Regions from separate parts of the Homo sapiens genome. Here region 2 is linked to region 1. Evidence: chromatin loops called from intact Hi-C (ENCODE). Cell type or tissue: heart left ventricle. All regions are shown on one strand. Links, peaks and the distances in the headings refer to the core of each region. The heading gives the core; the rest is flanking DNA.

The links. Peaks named below come from ENCODE experiments on the same cell type or tissue, not always from the same donor. Only the 100,000 strongest peaks of a DNase experiment are listed, where the experiment ranks them.
Region 2: it touches region 1 in a loop (1.9-fold over the local background); 2 of 110 quality-filtered maps call a loop at or near these places.

The regions. Positions count from the first base shown.
Region 1 is chr13:35,785,241-35,793,583 of GRCh38, forward strand. It overlaps DCLK1 (doublecortin like kinase 1), which reads right to left. Exons shown (of 17, transcript NM_001330071.2): 16 at 8,126-8,239. Among named protein-coding and RNA genes, the nearest start is that of LINC00445, 92 kb to the left of the region's middle. RefSeq lists an enhancer at 4,485-4,986. In heart left ventricle, for the core only: a CTCF peak has its summit at 4,279 (motif pointing left); no DNase peak of the experiment used is centred there; H3K27ac peaks cover 109 bases.
Region 2 is chr13:35,467,058-35,475,400 of GRCh38, forward strand. It overlaps NBEA (neurobeachin), which reads left to right. Exons shown (of 59, transcript NM_001385012.1): 41 at 5,343-5,479. MAB21L1 (mab-21 like 1) reads right to left here. Exons shown (of 1, transcript NM_005584.5): 1 at 6,732-8,343. The coding sequence ends at 8,002. Among named protein-coding and RNA genes, the nearest start is that of MAB21L1, 5.5 kb to the right of the region's middle. RefSeq lists an enhancer at 8,208-8,343. In heart left ventricle, for the core only: no CTCF peak of the experiment used is centred there; a DNase peak (open chromatin) is centred at 4,174; H3K4me3 peaks cover 4,497 bases; H3K27ac peaks cover 1,424 bases.

The DNA.
Region 1 (8,343 bases), core at 270-8,269:
GCACTTGCCATGGTGACAGCTTCACTTGGGAAGGTAGAAATGTGTGTGACAGCGTCCCCTTTGAATAAGGATGCATTTCCAGGAAGGGGAAAATATAACGGGATGCAAATGTTCTCCAGTGGCTTGCAGCAGGGGGAAATGGTGGCTTCTTAGGTCAGGAGAGTGTGCAATAGCCCAGTGAGCTCACACCTGGGGCAGCGTCCTCCCTGGACTCTGGGTGACAGGAGCAAAGTCTCCTGGATGCGTGGGTCAAGTGAAGGATGCTGCTCCCTTGGAAGCAGCTCTCTGGTATGAGGCTGGAGAATGGAGAGAAAGGGGAAAACAAATCCCCACTATTTGTCTACAATCACCAAAAAGCCAGTTAAGAGAGACAGACCAATTCTGGGCACCCTGAGGAGATGGTTTTCCCAGCCTGTGCCCTCATGTGATCTGCTTTACAAAAAGCAAGCGCGACTCCCAAGTGTTCGGCTTACAGCAGTAAAAACAGCCATGAGCGCTTTAAACACAACAATTGGGAGCAGGGATGCTCGCCTGTAATGATTGTTTGTGTTAGAAAGTTGGCTGCCACCATGGTTAGACAAATGCTCCCACTTCTGCGGAGATAAAAGGCAAGCACTCGCAATCAGTAAGGAGAGCGTGTACGTTCTGGGGCTAAATGGCATTATAAAACTTCCTAATTAAGCATATATGCCGATGAGTTTTTAGCATCATTTCTCCAATTTAGCTTTACATACTGGGTGCACTGTTCAGTACAGCACTAACTATAAACATTGTTGTTACTGCCCCAGCTGGAAAACAGAGCACTTTATGTGCGCAAGAAAAAAGAGATTATCTCCCATCTGCTCCTGCCCATTATTCAGGGATGTGTCATTTTGTCTGCTGATGGGAACCATCACTAGGATTTTAGTTAAATGGCCTTTTTATAGTTGGCTACGTTTATTAATTATTGTGTTTACTTGGGGTTTAGTTCCCATCCTTAATCCTACAAATTTAGTAATTTAATTTTCCAGAGGTTTTTGAAATTAGATGACTTTATATGTGTAATTTTTATAACACAAATATGCACAACTATAATTAGATATACTTGATGCCTATTTTTAATTGTATATTAACTTTACACATATATATCTGGTTAATATTCCTGACATTAGGAGACATATAATTTAAAAAGGATGGAGCATGGTGTGATTCGATTTCTATAGAGTACAAAACCAGCCAAAGCTAATTAATGTGGCTGGACTCTAGGGTCAGTGTTTACCCTCGAGGTGAAGTGACCCCTCCTGGAAGGGAGCCCCTGGGGTGCTAGGAATGTTCTGTGCCTGATCTGGGTGCTGCCTACAGGGGCATGTTCAGTTTGTGAAAATTTATAGAGATGTGCATTCCTGATAGGTGCACTCTTCTGGAAGTATATATTCTTTCAGGTAAAAGTAAAAGATGGATGAATCCTCTTCTGTGTTACAAAGTCAAAAAAGAAGGGTCTGCACAAAGGCAGATTATGATTAACTCACCCTTCTCCCTCCAAAATAAGGTCAAAAATTAAGTTCTTTCTACATCCATAAGGCCAATTATGTAGGTAAATTAAATAAATGAATGTGCAACTCCTACATGCATTATAAATGGAGAAGACACAAATAGCCTTCTATGTCAAAATGACCTTAGAAAATTTTATTGAGCTTTGGGTGTTTTCTTGCTTTAAACAGATTTGGAAATGATCATGATTTTAGTATATCTGAATCATTTGTCAAGGTATGCCCCTTTCTGCTTTCCTATGTACTATGTTTTGAGTGTCTGATTATAGAAAAATAACCAGGAGTAACAATTGGGGCTAAAATCATATATATATATTATATATATATATACACACACATACACATTATGTATAACATATATACTTTATATGTGCATATATACACACATACATATATATTTTAATTTTTTGGTAAAACTTTGCAGTCTAACCATGAAACAACATCAGGCAGCTACTGTCTTACTACAGATAGGCTCCACAGTTTGGAAAAAACAAATGCCAAAACCAGTGGAATTTTTTTTTTTTCAAATACTAAGATGTGGAGTGTTACCTGGAGATCACTTCAGAAACATTAAGATGGCGAAAACAGCCTCCCTAGAATTTCTCAGAGTTCATTTCTCAAACCATCAAAAACCATCCTGCTTGTGGATAACTTAAAGAGACACAAACAATGCCCCTTGAAGGAAATGCCAGGGCAGTTGACTGGAATAGAAAACGATTGGATAGAATTCTTAACCCAGTTTTAAAAAAATCGATACCTCCCATAATCCCTTTTGCTTGAGCAGATAAGCCAGCTAAATAATCTGACAGTTACAAGATATTGAAAAATAAATTCATGCAATAGCTAATACATAGAGGGATTTCCAGGGGGAAGAGGGAACAATAAAACAAAAACAAAACAAAAAGGTGGAGAATTTGAAAACACAAGCTTACCAACACACACAATGCATTCTATAGCCCATTGTACTTTGAGGCGCTTCTACTACTAAGGTGTAAATGCATTGTTATCCATCTAATCAGGTCAAGGTTGGGCTTGATGACTTTAAAATGACAGTATATACTTCTATAGAACACACACTAGCGTGCTATTGTTCTTCCATTTGTTAAGGGACAGAAGAGCACTGGAAATCATTGTTTTAATTAGCAACGTCAGGAAAATGCTTTGGCATTAGCACTAAATATACTGTCCTTTTAACCATAAGGAAAATTGATACTGAGCATGTGCAATGGAAAGAAAGCTGGCAAATGTCAGTGTGAATAATGGGTGAAAAAAAGGAATGAGGGGGTGTGGCATCTCAATCAAGATTAAAATGAAACTGATAAAGCAGCATATGGACTGGATAACAAATCAAAAGCATGTTTATCCACCGAAGGAACTGGTTAATGGAGACTGCCAGCACGTTGCCATGGAAACACTGACTGTTGAGCTGCACCATCTCATACCTTATCCAATACATTCCTGGTTGCTGGTAGTAGTCCAAAGACCCTGATCTCTTGATGGTAAACCCGTGGTCCAGCTGAGCAGAGAGAAATGGGGCAACTCAGTGGATCAGCATTGTGCTAAAGAATTAAGACTCCAGACCAAGCTGTTCTTCATTGATTCTATATGTATATATAGTTACGATGCCTCTTCTGCAGGGTAACTAGCTAATATCCTAAGTCTGCATACTGACAACAAAAAGGCAGGAAGTGACACCTCATGACTATTTTGGAGGCCAATTTGCTCAAATAGATCTAGTTCTTCAAACAAGTTTTTGAATGACCATTTTAATCATGTCCTCTCAATTTCAAAAGATATAAACACCTCTTCATATGCCATAGAATAGAAAATGCTTCACAATTCAATAAAGTACTGAAATGAGCATTAGCCACTTAAGAGAAAGCAGATTGGACCCCATAGAGTATTACCGCATAAGGCTTAAATTTGAGGGCTTCATAACTATGAAATGAAAGAGGAAAAGAATCAGGTTTTGAAACCTCATCAATTACAGCATTTAAATTTCTGAGTTAATCTTCAAAAGCAGAGCTACTCTTAAAGGTGAATCTTTTCTTTTCTTTTCCTTTTTATAAAAGGTATATGATCTAATTAAAGGTGAATCTTAATTACATTTCTAAACTAAGAAGATAGAGTATAAAACAGTCAATAAATTTTCTCTATGAAAATATGGAAAGTGAAATAAAACAAAAAATAGTTTTCTTTGTATAATAAAAATGCATATGAACAGTTAAGTGCTTTTGATTAACACAAAGTACAATAAATAGAAGACAGGAGAAGTTCTCAAAGTTGTTCATCCTGGAATAAGATGTTAGCTTTTGGGTACCTGGGGATAAAAGATTCAATCCCCCAAACCTGAAGGACACTAATCATGCTGTGTACCCGCTTCCCCATTCTGCCCACGAGAGGATGCGACTTGGACACCTTTCTTCAGAGGGGCTCATGTGTTCTTTCAAGTGCGTTACTGGTATGATGCTGATGACAGTTTCTGCTTCTAAATTCACAAAGGCATTTCAAAAACATGCCAGGGCACCAGGCATTTAAACTAAAAACTGCTTGGAGGATTTTGTGCTCTGATTATAAACTAGGCTATCCAAGTGTGCATAAAATGCAATGTGAAGTTTTAATCTTTTTAAAAATGTGTGTTTCATTTTATTGAGAAAAAAATCAAAGTATACTGGCTCTCAGGAAGATGAAGGTGTATGCTTGGCCACAAAGACAGCTACTTAGTAATTAGCTTTCTATTGCCATCTACAGGCAAAGTGTCATATAACAGGTCTCATTTTAGAACTAAGCTTCCCAGTGTCACAATTATATGCATGCTGATTAGTATGGATTTGTTCAATTAGACTGAAACGCTCTATTTGCATGAGCAAAATGCAAAAGAAGAACTTTAAAGCATTAGGAAAATTATTGGTTAAAATAATAAACAGTGTTAAATGAGGAAAAATAAATTGGAACTGACATCTTAGTCATCGGTTCTTCATCAAGCTGAGCAAATCTAATAATGCCTCTCTCTCTTCCCTCAGCTCTCAAAAAGTTCACCGTTAAAATGTCATCTCTAATTCATTTCATGTCTATAAATTGCATTTTAATAACCTTTTGTTTCCCTTTCTCTCTCTCTTTTTTTTTTCAAATCCCCCAACTACTGAGAAAGGCAGCAGAGGGACAATGGCGTCTCTCTGAGAGGCACAGAATGCTGCAATTCTAAGGAATGCAATGCCTTCCACCTAATCCCATGGCTTGACCTAATGTCAGAGCACCTTTCCTCCTTCAGGAGGGTGTGTGATCCCTGTGAACCTCCAGCTGGTAATTACTGTCCTAGCCAACTCGAGGCCCTCTTGCGACCTTAATATAAAGTTGTCATTTGTCCTTTCTTTGGTCCTAATAATGTACAGACTGTGAAGCAGAAGAAAAAAATGACAACATGAACAAAAAACACTACAATTCAGAACATGAGTACATGTTAAACTACTCTCATATCATAAATTACACCTGTGAGAGAGGCTGCCGGTTATGACAGTATGCTTTTTTCTTTTGTCATTCTAAGAAAGAAAGAGTGTCACAGATTCTCTGATGAGCATTGGTGATCTCCAGCAGGTAGTTAGGTTTCTAACTAAGGAATGAGAAGTACTAGTTAAAAATTAATTATTTAATTGTTGATTCCCCAACTGCCACCAAACCACAAACTAACACTATGTCCTAAATAATAATTTTTAAAACATTCTAAAGGGTGTATGTAATTCTAAAAAATTAGTCCCATGGTAAAGGCGGTTTAAAATACATTATTTTATAGCCTCTGGGGAGAGCGTATATACCTAGGAAAATTCTGTTTGAATGAAATTTATGCTGAAACCAGTTTTTGTAAATCTATCAAAGAGAAGTCATCACTGTATTATATCAATTCCTGAACTTTTAATGATGTGAGCAAATTAATCATTATATTAAATTATTAAATTATCAAATAGTCTTTATAGAATATACCATTTATAAAAAATTTTTCTTCTACCTCCCACTTATTTTGCTTCATAGCAGAATAATCTTTCTTGGCAGTCATACTTTGGAATATTATTTAATGCCAGGGTTTCTTTTTCTTGTGATAGTCCCCTGATAGTCAGCCTTTGCATTTTAAGAATGAAAAAATGGTTATGCAATATAATTGGATGTATCCAGTGCTATTCTGAAAGTATCACAATGAAGGTGGCCAAAATAGCCAGTTTCTAATTCCCAGCCCCACCCTTTGGTTACTGACCTCAGCCAGGTTCTTCTAGAAGGTAGAGATATTTATGAGGGAAAAGCATTCTGGAGAAGGTGCCTCATGTACATAGTATGGTAGACCAGTTTCTCTTAAAACAATCTCTGAAATCTACATTGATATTCTCTTTTATGCTTGAAATATTAATGCTGATAGTTAACATATGAATTGTGCTATAGATCTGACAGGCATTTTTTAAGATACAGTTTTCTGAAACCAGCCAATTATTTTGAATCTGAATTAAGTTGATAATTATTAAAAAAAAAAAAACCTCTGCAGCAGTAAAGATTAAACAAGCATGCAACCAATGCATAACTCAGCATTACACAGCCCACTTTACAATTTGTAAGTATATTACCAGTTTGTGCAGTTTCCATGGAAACCGTGTTAGTGATGAATTGAGAAACTTGCATTCAAAATTGCATTCAAAGTGGTCCAATCATGACATTTAGGAAAAAAAAAAGTGGATCTTTGATCTTCAAATACTAATGAGTGTTTTAAGATCCAGCTAGATGAGGTTTTAATGAATTCATATGGATAACGCTTCAGAATTTATCCAACTTTGATTAAAATAGGATTTCCCCTCAAATATGTGGTGTTTGTCAATTGGAAAATTGCCCTGACGTTCCTGCCCTTAGTCATTGTAAGACTCCTAGAATACTGTGAACAAACAAATATTGAGCAACCAAGGCAAACTTAACCAAAGACTGATTAAAATAAAAGACCAGGAAAAAAAAAGAAAACAAAAGCAAAATGACAGAGGTGGAAAGGCACTCTCTCTAGCAGCTGTAAGCCCTTAGCAGGAGAAAAACAGTCCCTTTCATGGACAAGCATGCTGGCAGTCCATTCCAAAAGAAAACTGTGGAATCAAATGTTTGGAATAGACATATATCTTGAACGAACAATGGAAACAGAGTATAGAATGTCTGGTTTAGTAGAGAATCACTATGATATTGTTGCTTTCAAAACTTACTGACTGAATATCAGCTCAGAACAAAGAACACTGACCATCTATGGAAGATGTAAAGGTTAATTTACTTCTACATTGAATTTTCTCAGAAAGAATTAAAGATAGAGGGCAAGAACAACTTGAAATTTTAAAACTTCAGCGGCACTGAGGAACATCTGGAAGAGTAGGCATTCCCTTTCACTTTACACATGTGCCAGTTGCTCACACGCATGTAAATCACTATTGAAAGGGTTCAATCGAGAAACACGAAATGCAAACAGTACGAGGGTGTGTATGCATGCATTCGTACCATTTGCAAATTCTGGAACCTCATATCAAATACTCAGTAACCCAGATCTGGGATTGGTGGCATCAAACAGATCACTTGTTTATCTTCAGTTTTTTTTTAGAGCTCTCGCGCAACCAAAAAAGAAAAAAAGGAAAGAAACTAAAAACACCCAGAGAAGTGGTTAAATATTCAGTACTGCTCATGAGTGAGAGGTGCTGTTTAATAGCATAAATACTTTTGAAAAAGTCCACATCATAGTGTCTTAAATTCTTTGTTTGGAGAAGAAAAACAGCTCAAGTGATTTTCAGATTGAATATGCTATTAAAATTTACACACTCTGAAAAAAAGAGGAATTTATTAAAAACTCAAGTAATTGGAACTTGAATATATTTACTCCAGAATATGACACCAGGAAGTATGAGGTTTCATTATTCCTCGGCCCAATTTAATCTTTGCCTAGAGCTGCGATCAAATTGCATGTAGTGTATGTCTGCATGTATAGAACAGAAAAGAAAGGCCTTGTGCAGACGCATCAATAAAATAGTAAATGTTAAAAGACTTTCAACTTTAAGAACAGAAATTTCTAAGGAGCAAGACATCGTGACTTCGTTGGGTGTTCACAGTAATTCAATTTCACTGAAAATCTCACTGCGTAGCTTTCTGCTATGCTTTGACTTTAATTTAGGTCTAGTATCAAGATCTATAGTGTTCCAAGCTCTCCCTGCAATGTCGTCTCTCTCAGCTTGCCTTTCCTTTCTAGGTCCTAGCAAAAGGACACTATGAACTCTTTTTCTTAGAGCCAAGAAGTTTGCATTGGCACAGAGTCCAGCATGGGGGAGGTTTTCGGTTTTAAATAAATAAATCATAAAATTAATATATACTGCAAGACACCCTGGAGGTGTTGGATAATGATGTGATGCCCAGGGAAATGATCTGCAGAAACACATAATATATATAAGTCCCATACCTCCTCTAGTGCATTAAGTGGCTGAGCTGTCTAAAGAAATGACCCATTCTGCTGTCTCTGACTGGAGAATCTCCTGAGTAATGCCTGTCTCTTAGGTGGGTTGCTTTAAAAAAAGTTATAGGTGGATATTTCAGATGCTTACTGCTATGACAGAAACTCCAGCTGCTGTGCTATTCGGCTTGGGGCCTGTGTTGAAATGCTTCTTTATCTTTCCAGCTACTGACAGCTGATGTTCATTTTCTGGGAGGCCATCATCCTGGAGAAAAAGAAATAAAGAGAAGAGAAAAAGAAAGAAAATGAGATAAATGAAAAATGAAGGCTAAATCTTCTAGTCACAGGCAGTGATCTTAGAATTCATAA
Region 2 (8,343 bases), core at 90-8,089, 320 kb before region 1:
TCCAAAACAAAGTTACAACTTTATTATATTCTTCAGTAATTTGTTTTGAGATTAAAACATCTTATTATTTATTTCTATGGGGGAGAATGTTTTAGGGAAACTGACTGTACCATACTTAAAAATAATGAGTCTATGGCCAGGTGCGGTGGCTCAGACCTGTAATCCCAGCACTGTGGGAGGCCAAGGCGGGCGGATCACAAGGTCAGGAGTTCAAGACCAGCCTGGCCAACATGGTGAAACACCATCTCTACTAAAAATACAAAAATTAGCTGGGCATGGTGGTATGCACCTGTAATCCCAGCTCCTTGGGAGGCCGAGGCAGGAGAATCGCTTAAACCGGGAGGCGGAGCTTGCAGTGAGCCAGAGATCATGCCACTGCACTCCAGCCTGGGTGACAGAGCAAGACTCCATCTAAAAAAAATAAAAGAGTCCAAAGCAGTGACAGATATTTTAGATATGTTCAGTCACTCATGCTATGAATTATTTCCCTACAATGTATACCACTTTATAAAAATAATTGTAAAAATTTACTCCCTTATTATATTTTTGTCCTGATTTCTTTGGAATAATATTATTTTACATTGAACATAAAGAATTTCAGATTAGTTTTAGTTCTTCTAAATAATGTCAGGATTTTAAGTTTAATAATTCTACTAAGATTAGTCAATGTTTATTATCCCAAAATAACAATATTTTACATGTTCTAAAAGCAAACTGAGCATGTAGTTTCCAAGTAATTGAAGCTGAAGAAAATCCATATAGCTAATACAACTTTTAACAATATTAAACTAAGGTTAGGAAATATTCAAGTGATTCTAAAATACATTATAATTTTATGTACCCTAAATATAGTTTACCAATTGAAAGTCATCAAATACTTCTAACAATTCCAATTTTAATTAAACTCCAACTCTTTTTTTTCCATACGTAGTCTTTGCTGTGCTTTACATTGAAAGTTGTAAAGAAGCTTAGCATTACTTGGAAATTTAATAGCCATCGTTGCCTTTTAATCACTAGAATGCAGTGTACCCCCTCCTGAAAATGATTTACACCCCCCCCCCACTCCCCTCCCCTGAAAATGATTAATCCCTGCAATTGAGAAAAAGAAAAAGCAGCCTCTGACCTCTGGGAACTGGCCTGCCTATATCTAAGCCTCATTCTTTTTGAGAACTGTCCTGGAGCTCACAGCTAGGCCATGGCGTTCTCTTGTTGGACATAAACAACCTCACAGAGCACCAACTTCATACAGGGTTGTGTGATGATGATGTGAGACAAAAAACAACTTTATAATTTTGACTAAGCACAGACAAAAGCAAGATCACTGTGCATACCACAAAAATACCAGACATTCCCCTCTTTTGGCTAATATGAGTGACTGCTACATCTCTTCAATTAGAGCTTTAGCATACATACATTTAGTCTTCCTTCCCTCTAGATAAGATTGATTGAAATACTTAATCATTGAATTATTTCTGATGCCTGACAGAGCCCAATCCAGAGCAAAGCCCTGCTTTCCTGAACTCTTCCCAAAATCACTTAAGTAAAATCCAGATCCTACAATGAGTCTTTTAACACCCCTAAGTCACCCCATGGTACTTATTGTTGTCAGTTTCTCTCACTGCAATGAGTAATAAAACCCACTTGTTCAACTACAGATGTGTTCTTGGTGGTCTTTGGCAAGAAAGCATTGACACATCCAATAACTTAAAATTTGTGAATATTGGACTATTAGTTCTGTAAAAATATAAAAGAGTTTTGTGGCCGTGCACAGCGGCTCATGCCTGTAATCCCAGCATTTTGGGATGCCAAGCCAGGTGGATCAACTGAGGTTAGGAGTTCAAGACTAGTCTGGCCAACATGGTGAATCCCTGTCTCTACTAAAAATACAAAAATTAGCTGGGCACAGTGGTGCGTGCCTGTACTCCCAGCTACTCAGGAGGCTGAGGCAGGAGAATCGCTTGAGCTCGGGGGGCAGAAGTTGCAGTGAGCCAGAGATTGAGCCATTGCACTCCAGCCTGGGTGACAGAGCAAGACTCTATCTCAAAAAAAAAAAAAAAAAAAAAGAATTTTGTAAAGTTTTACCAAAATGTCAGCATATTATTAAGATTTCTGTGCTTGAAATTTTTATTTTCATCAAGATAATCTAAACCCACAAGTATTTAACATTCTACTTTTAAAATATATTTGATAAATTGTTTCTTTTTTAATATAAAATGTGTACTTTCTACTGTAGGTCCATGATGAGGTTTACCATCTCAATTGGTTAAAGATCTTACAGCTCTAAAGAGAAGTTATTATTTTAAAGATTCATTATGCTTGGGCGGTTTTTGTTCTAGTTCAGATTTTAAATTAGATAAATGGGAAGTAATACCCCTATACTTCTTTCAAAAATAGTAATGGATCAGTATTTTTTAAGCATTATATTGCCAGTTGTAAAAAGTAAATAACATTTATATTTTCCTTTTAATTACCACTTTAGATGGTGGAATTTTAAATTATTATATGCATCAATGCAATAGGAAGAGGTTTGTCTTATCCATTTGTTTAACATTTAATATCAATATTTCTATGTGTGCCGAGGACATTATAATTTATTCTTTTATTGCTATAGTAGTGATTGGGATGAATATATTTACAGTCATTCCTCAACTCACTACACCAAGCAAAGTTTAGGAGGTTAAATGTGTAGTTACTTAAGTTATCTTCTAGAACAGAATCAGCTAGATCACCATCTCACCATCATTCAGAGATGCTATTCTTTGTAAACTATTTTTATTTGGAAAGGGATCCGAGGTTTTCAAATAACCAAGTACTGTATGGAAGATGTGCTGGCTTGTGATTGTGCCTTATGTAAACATTTTAATATCGGATCCCTAAAATCCAAAGGCTCCCCCAAAGGGGATTAAAACATAATCCCCTCTCTCTATTCTGTAGTGGATTAACTCTGTATTCTCTCTGCGGCTGGTTTGCTCCCTGAAGACTACAACAAAAAGATTCAGTGCTCCTTAAACATGCTATGGAATTGGAAGTTGTAATTGGAGATTTCCAAAGGACGAGGGTAAAAATGACACACTATTAATGCTGAATATTTCATGATGGTCTTTCTTAAAGAAAGACCAGTTCGAAGCCCTTTTATAAATGCCCAGAAAATCTCCTCAACAGAAGGATATTGGAGTAAAATCCAAAGGAAGCCGTCCCCTTTCAGAAACACAGAGAAGTAGAGAAGATATGCTCCCCACGGAAAGTTCACGGATGTGTACTTAAAATTTGTAATGTATTTCAATAAATCAATGGGTATGGTTTTGATGTTTCACGATCTTTTTTTTTTCATGTTCTCAATTTGGATACGTTAAATTACTTTTTAAGAGAAAGAAGTAATTCACCATTTTTAGTGTTTTTGACCATTATTTGTCTCCAAATGCCAGAAACCTCTGTTAAACTATAAATCTTGATAGTCCTCTGTCTTTAGAATGGAGACTTTTTTGAGGTTTTTAGCAATGCCCAACAATGTACAACTTTGTTTCCAGTGTGAACCAAATCACCTTTCTCACCTTGCCCCAAGCAAGAGTAAACCGCATAGATTTCTTCAGAGAGAAGATAGGAAAAGTGGCATCCAAGGGAGCGTCCTGGTTGCTTAAGGGTTAAGGGAGCGGTTCGAACCGGCCCGAGCGTTGGGGGATTCGGAGGAGGGCGCGGGAGGCAGGAGGCGCCGCCAAGCGCGCGCACAGACCCTCCAATAAACACAAAGGAGGGCCTGGGGAATAGAAACCCAAATCCACTTGTAATCGTACAAGAGATTCGGGCGTAATTACTTGAGCAATCTAGATTAAGATTGATGATCCTTTAAAGTGGTGCTTCAGATCGACTGCCTCTCCCTTTCCAAAGAAAAACCTTGTGCAACCGAGGTGGACCCCGACTCGGCTGGGCAGAGGCCGAGGCCCAGAGTCCGCGAGCCCCGGGGGCTCATCGGGGGATCGAGAGCAGTGAAATGAAAGACAGGGCTGTGCGTGGGTCTGGCCCGGGCAGTCCCGACAGGGCTGAAAGCTGACACTGTCACAGTTTGCTCCTTAGCCACCCCCTTGTAATCGCGACAGAAGCCAGCCCAGCCCTCTGTGTTCCCGCAGCCTCGGGAACGGCCCGGCATTGTGCAGGACGGTCGCAGATTGGGTGTGTGCTGCGCCAGGGAAAGCCAACTTGGCCGCCTCTCCCGAGCCCGGCCCGGCGGGGGCCGAGGGCGGTGTCGGCGCGAGGGCTCTCCGCCCGGAGGGCCGAGGCCTAGCGGCCGCGGGGAACCTAACTTTTTATTGCCTTTCTCCGACTGTTATTGTGACGCATCTGACTGTATGCATTTGAGAGAAGTGGAAGGGATTATGATGCGCCCTTGCTACCTACAAATGAATAGTTACATCCGATCCCCACGTTATGTATAACGTTATATCGTGTTTCGAATCCAGGATTGCGAAGAATGGCTCCCTTTGGGGAGACTTTACAGAAAACATTTAGGTAATATCCCATTTGAATTCATATTCCATACGCGTAATTCGTGATTTTCAACCTTAACAGATTGAGGGAATTCGAAGCAAGCACCCTGGCAGGCACTTCTAGTGAAGCTGTTTCTGTAGTTTCAAAAGTTGAGAAGTAGCACTTTCGCACGGTTTTTTGAGAACCGTTTTGTTCAAGCGTCTTACATTTTCATCACTTTTGATATATTCTCTGTAAGAAAATGACTAAGATTTTCGTTCTTTTCTACGTAAGAACTTTATGTAATGTCCGTATGCACGCGTATGTATGTGTGTGTAGCGCGCCTTAGGAGACCGATATTAGATTAATCTTCCTGCAAGAGGCAAACCGCTCTGAACAGCGGAATTTATCATTTAGATCCTTGCCCCCTTCTCGTCCTCTCGCCTCTCCTTGGGGAGCGCCGCTGCTGAGTGGAACGGCTTCGCGCGATGGCTGGTCTTGGGGGCAGTGCTGACTGCCTAGGGTCTCTGGAAAAGCCAGTGATACTCAATGGAGAATTGGGGCATTTGTCCGTTCTGCACTTTTAAGTAAGTTAATGGCAGCCCCTTACCAACCATGTAGGATTTCTAGGTGGAAATTGAGCGTTATTCGGTATCCTGACCTCCTGGGTTTTCATACCATTTTTTCTCTCTAGTCTCGTTATAAGGTAATGTATAAAAGCTAAGTAGTCCTTATCTTACGTGAAAAAAGAGTTTGCCGCATAATACAGGCACCATTTTTTCTAGTGCATCCTTACCAATAAAAACCTCTGGTACCTTTCTGGGAGGGAGCAGGAAGGGCCACAGGGGCTCAGCCTGACTCCCCTTGTCCTTGCCTTGCAGGCCCAGTGGTTCTCAGCACCCCTGCCCAGCTCATCGCTCCCGTGGTGGTGGCCAAGGGGACTCTCTCCATCACCACGACAGAAATCTACTTCGAGGTAGATGAGGATGATTCTGCCTTCAAGAAGATCGACACGAAAGTGAGTTAAAGCGATTCCATGTACAGTATTGGTGGCTTTGTGGCAGGAAGTGGTTTTCAATTTTGTTTGGTTTTACCTGACAGTGGAGGAGGGGAGCACATTCTCCTCTTTCTCATAGAAAATAAAATGAATGAAATAGCATGTTCTCTTTATGGAATTGAAGAATATATTAATGAATTTAAATCCTGTATTACCAGAGCATGCACATTTTAACAGTCTTTCTATGAGTGCCTTTGTTTGCATTTGGGCAGATTTGGTAGTTAAGCCAATTGCTTCCAAGTCCCTGGGGCCCAGAATCTCAGGCTCTGAGGCTGACTTTGAAAGGTCTTGAGAAATTTCTTATTAAGATCACTTTTAATTTTCAAAACTTTATATTGTAATGTGATTATTGAAAAGTTATAAGGAAACTGGGGGGAGAGCATTTAGATATAAATTAATCTCCATTAGTACACCCATTTTGTCCATCTCCTGAAATAAGAATGGGTTTTATATGTGGATTTAAGAGAAAAGCAACTGATTCTCTGAGCTTTGATTTTAAATATATATGCTAGCACTCAGATGTTTAAATATTGTATTCTTTGGATATAATGCCAGAAAATACAAATTTGGACCATTTAAATGCATATTTATTAAATGTTATTGTGTAGATTTTAAACACCAGAGTATTAGAGTAGCTCTTTCTCAGCATTTTCTGAGATCTGTTCTAATGTTTTAACTTTCATGTTACTGTGCAATTTGCAAACTTCTATTCTGGGGTTAAGAATTCAACAGCATGAAGTGTCATGCTAGAAATTCTAGCATCATTTTGCAAAGATCTTCCTTTATTTTCAGAGGCAGTTATTCTAAAATAGTCAAAGACAAATGCTCCCACAGATCCAGAACTTTATTGTTTTTAATTTAGATATTGAAATAAAATGTTATAAAATAGTATTTGTAGACTAGAGCTGAAATCCAAAAATTTACCATCACCTGAATTAACTAACTTAAGGCCCATAGGTGATCAGCCTTTTCAGCACTTGTTGACTACTAAACTCTTCCAAAGGAGAGCCATGGGACTTCTTTTACTTCTAGCTGCAAATGTAGTTTTTAAAATGAGCTTGAATGCACTGTATTTTATTTTAAAATAACTTAAATTTTGTGTTCATCCTTTTATTAGCTTGCCCTATGAAGTCAAAAAGAAATGTTGAATTTCTAATGAATTTATTCTGCTAATGGAACCCTTATTACATAAAATAAGGTTTGACATAAAATATATTGGTCAGAAAGGATCGTTTTATTAGTTTTCATACATAATTTTCGAAGTTTCATTATGACTTTGTTAAGTTCATTTCCTCTGAATTAGTCAGATTTTTAACTCAGTCATCTCTACTGTCATGATAGACTTTTTTTCTTATATTATCAAAAATGCTACAAGAAGAGCAAGCTTTCAAAGGTAGATTTAAATTGTTTCTGTTGTAGAAAGGAATTGTCTTACAAGTAAGTTAGAGACTGAGAGTAGATTGTTATCTTATGGACCTATACAGAAAGAGCTTTTCTCCAATGTTTTATTTTTAAGGATTTCATTAGCATATTTCTCAAAATATTTAAGATATTCAAGTGGGTTTGATTTTCAAAATGCATCATTACATCTTGTGATAGGAAACAATTTAAAGTGAGACACAACAACTTTTATTTTACTTCATTTATTACCATCTAATTAAATAAAAACCAGCAACAAATTAAAATCTAAATCACAAAAGTAATTATCCAGTGTATTTCAAGTGCATTTTTCAAATATATAATTCAGATATTCAAGCGTTATTATATAAGCTGAATTCAAATTTCTTTGAATATATTTAAATAACATTTCAAGTATATTTATGGAATGTTAGAAATAGAACAAGCAATATTTGAAACAAAATGTAAACTTTTTAAAGTTCAGACACTTTCAAAGACAGATAAAAGTACCAGGAAGAAATCTACCTTTAAATGATATCTTTGTTAGTGGAAAATGTCTGGAAGTATCCAGAATGGCAATTTAAGTTCTGTTCACCAAATCACAAAACACCAACATCCACACTTTCAAAGACAATGTGAGATCACAATATTTGTTACAAATCAAAATATACATTACAGTTTCTTTCAGATGGCATATCCAAATCGTGTTTACTCACAGACAGATGCACCTAAATCACCAGGATTGCTATAATCCTTTGATAGTTAGGCAGAGTGTTCGTCTCGGTCTGGCGTTACAGCTGGGCTGTTTACGGAGTGTTACGGTGTACTTTTCAAGGGAGATAGGAAATCGTGTGGAAAGAAGTCTTCTAATACTAGTGGCTTTGGGTTTTTCTCCATCCGCTTCCCCTACTTTTTCTCCCCTTGTGGGGGTGGGTGAGATGATGTTTAAATATTGTATTATTATTCCTTTTTAAAGGAAGAGATTGTTTGCACTGCGGAGTGGAATATTAGGAATTGAACAGAAGTTTACACTTAATAAGGACTTTGAGAAGGGTAATAATTTCGGCTCTTGATTAAATCATCCTCTAAAGTTTTTCCAAACTTTTCGGGTTGGTCAGGATCTCTCTTGCCAGTCGCCACGTTTGTTTGGCAGCGTTTTCCAGAGCTGAGTGAGGTTTGCCTTGAAACAGATCTAAGTTCGGTAGAAAGTAGTGGGGACACCGCCGGCACTGCAGGCAGGAGATAAGTTGCAGCAAAATCCCGTTCAGCCGATCACCCAGGCAAGACTCGTCCCAGTCCGACTCTCGGGGATGCTTTTCACACTCGTAGGAAACCAGAGTCTTCATATGGTAATTGTTCAAGGGCTGGCCCGGCAGTTCAAGGTGACGATCCCTTAAGGTTTTGAGGATGGAGAGGCACTTCTTTCT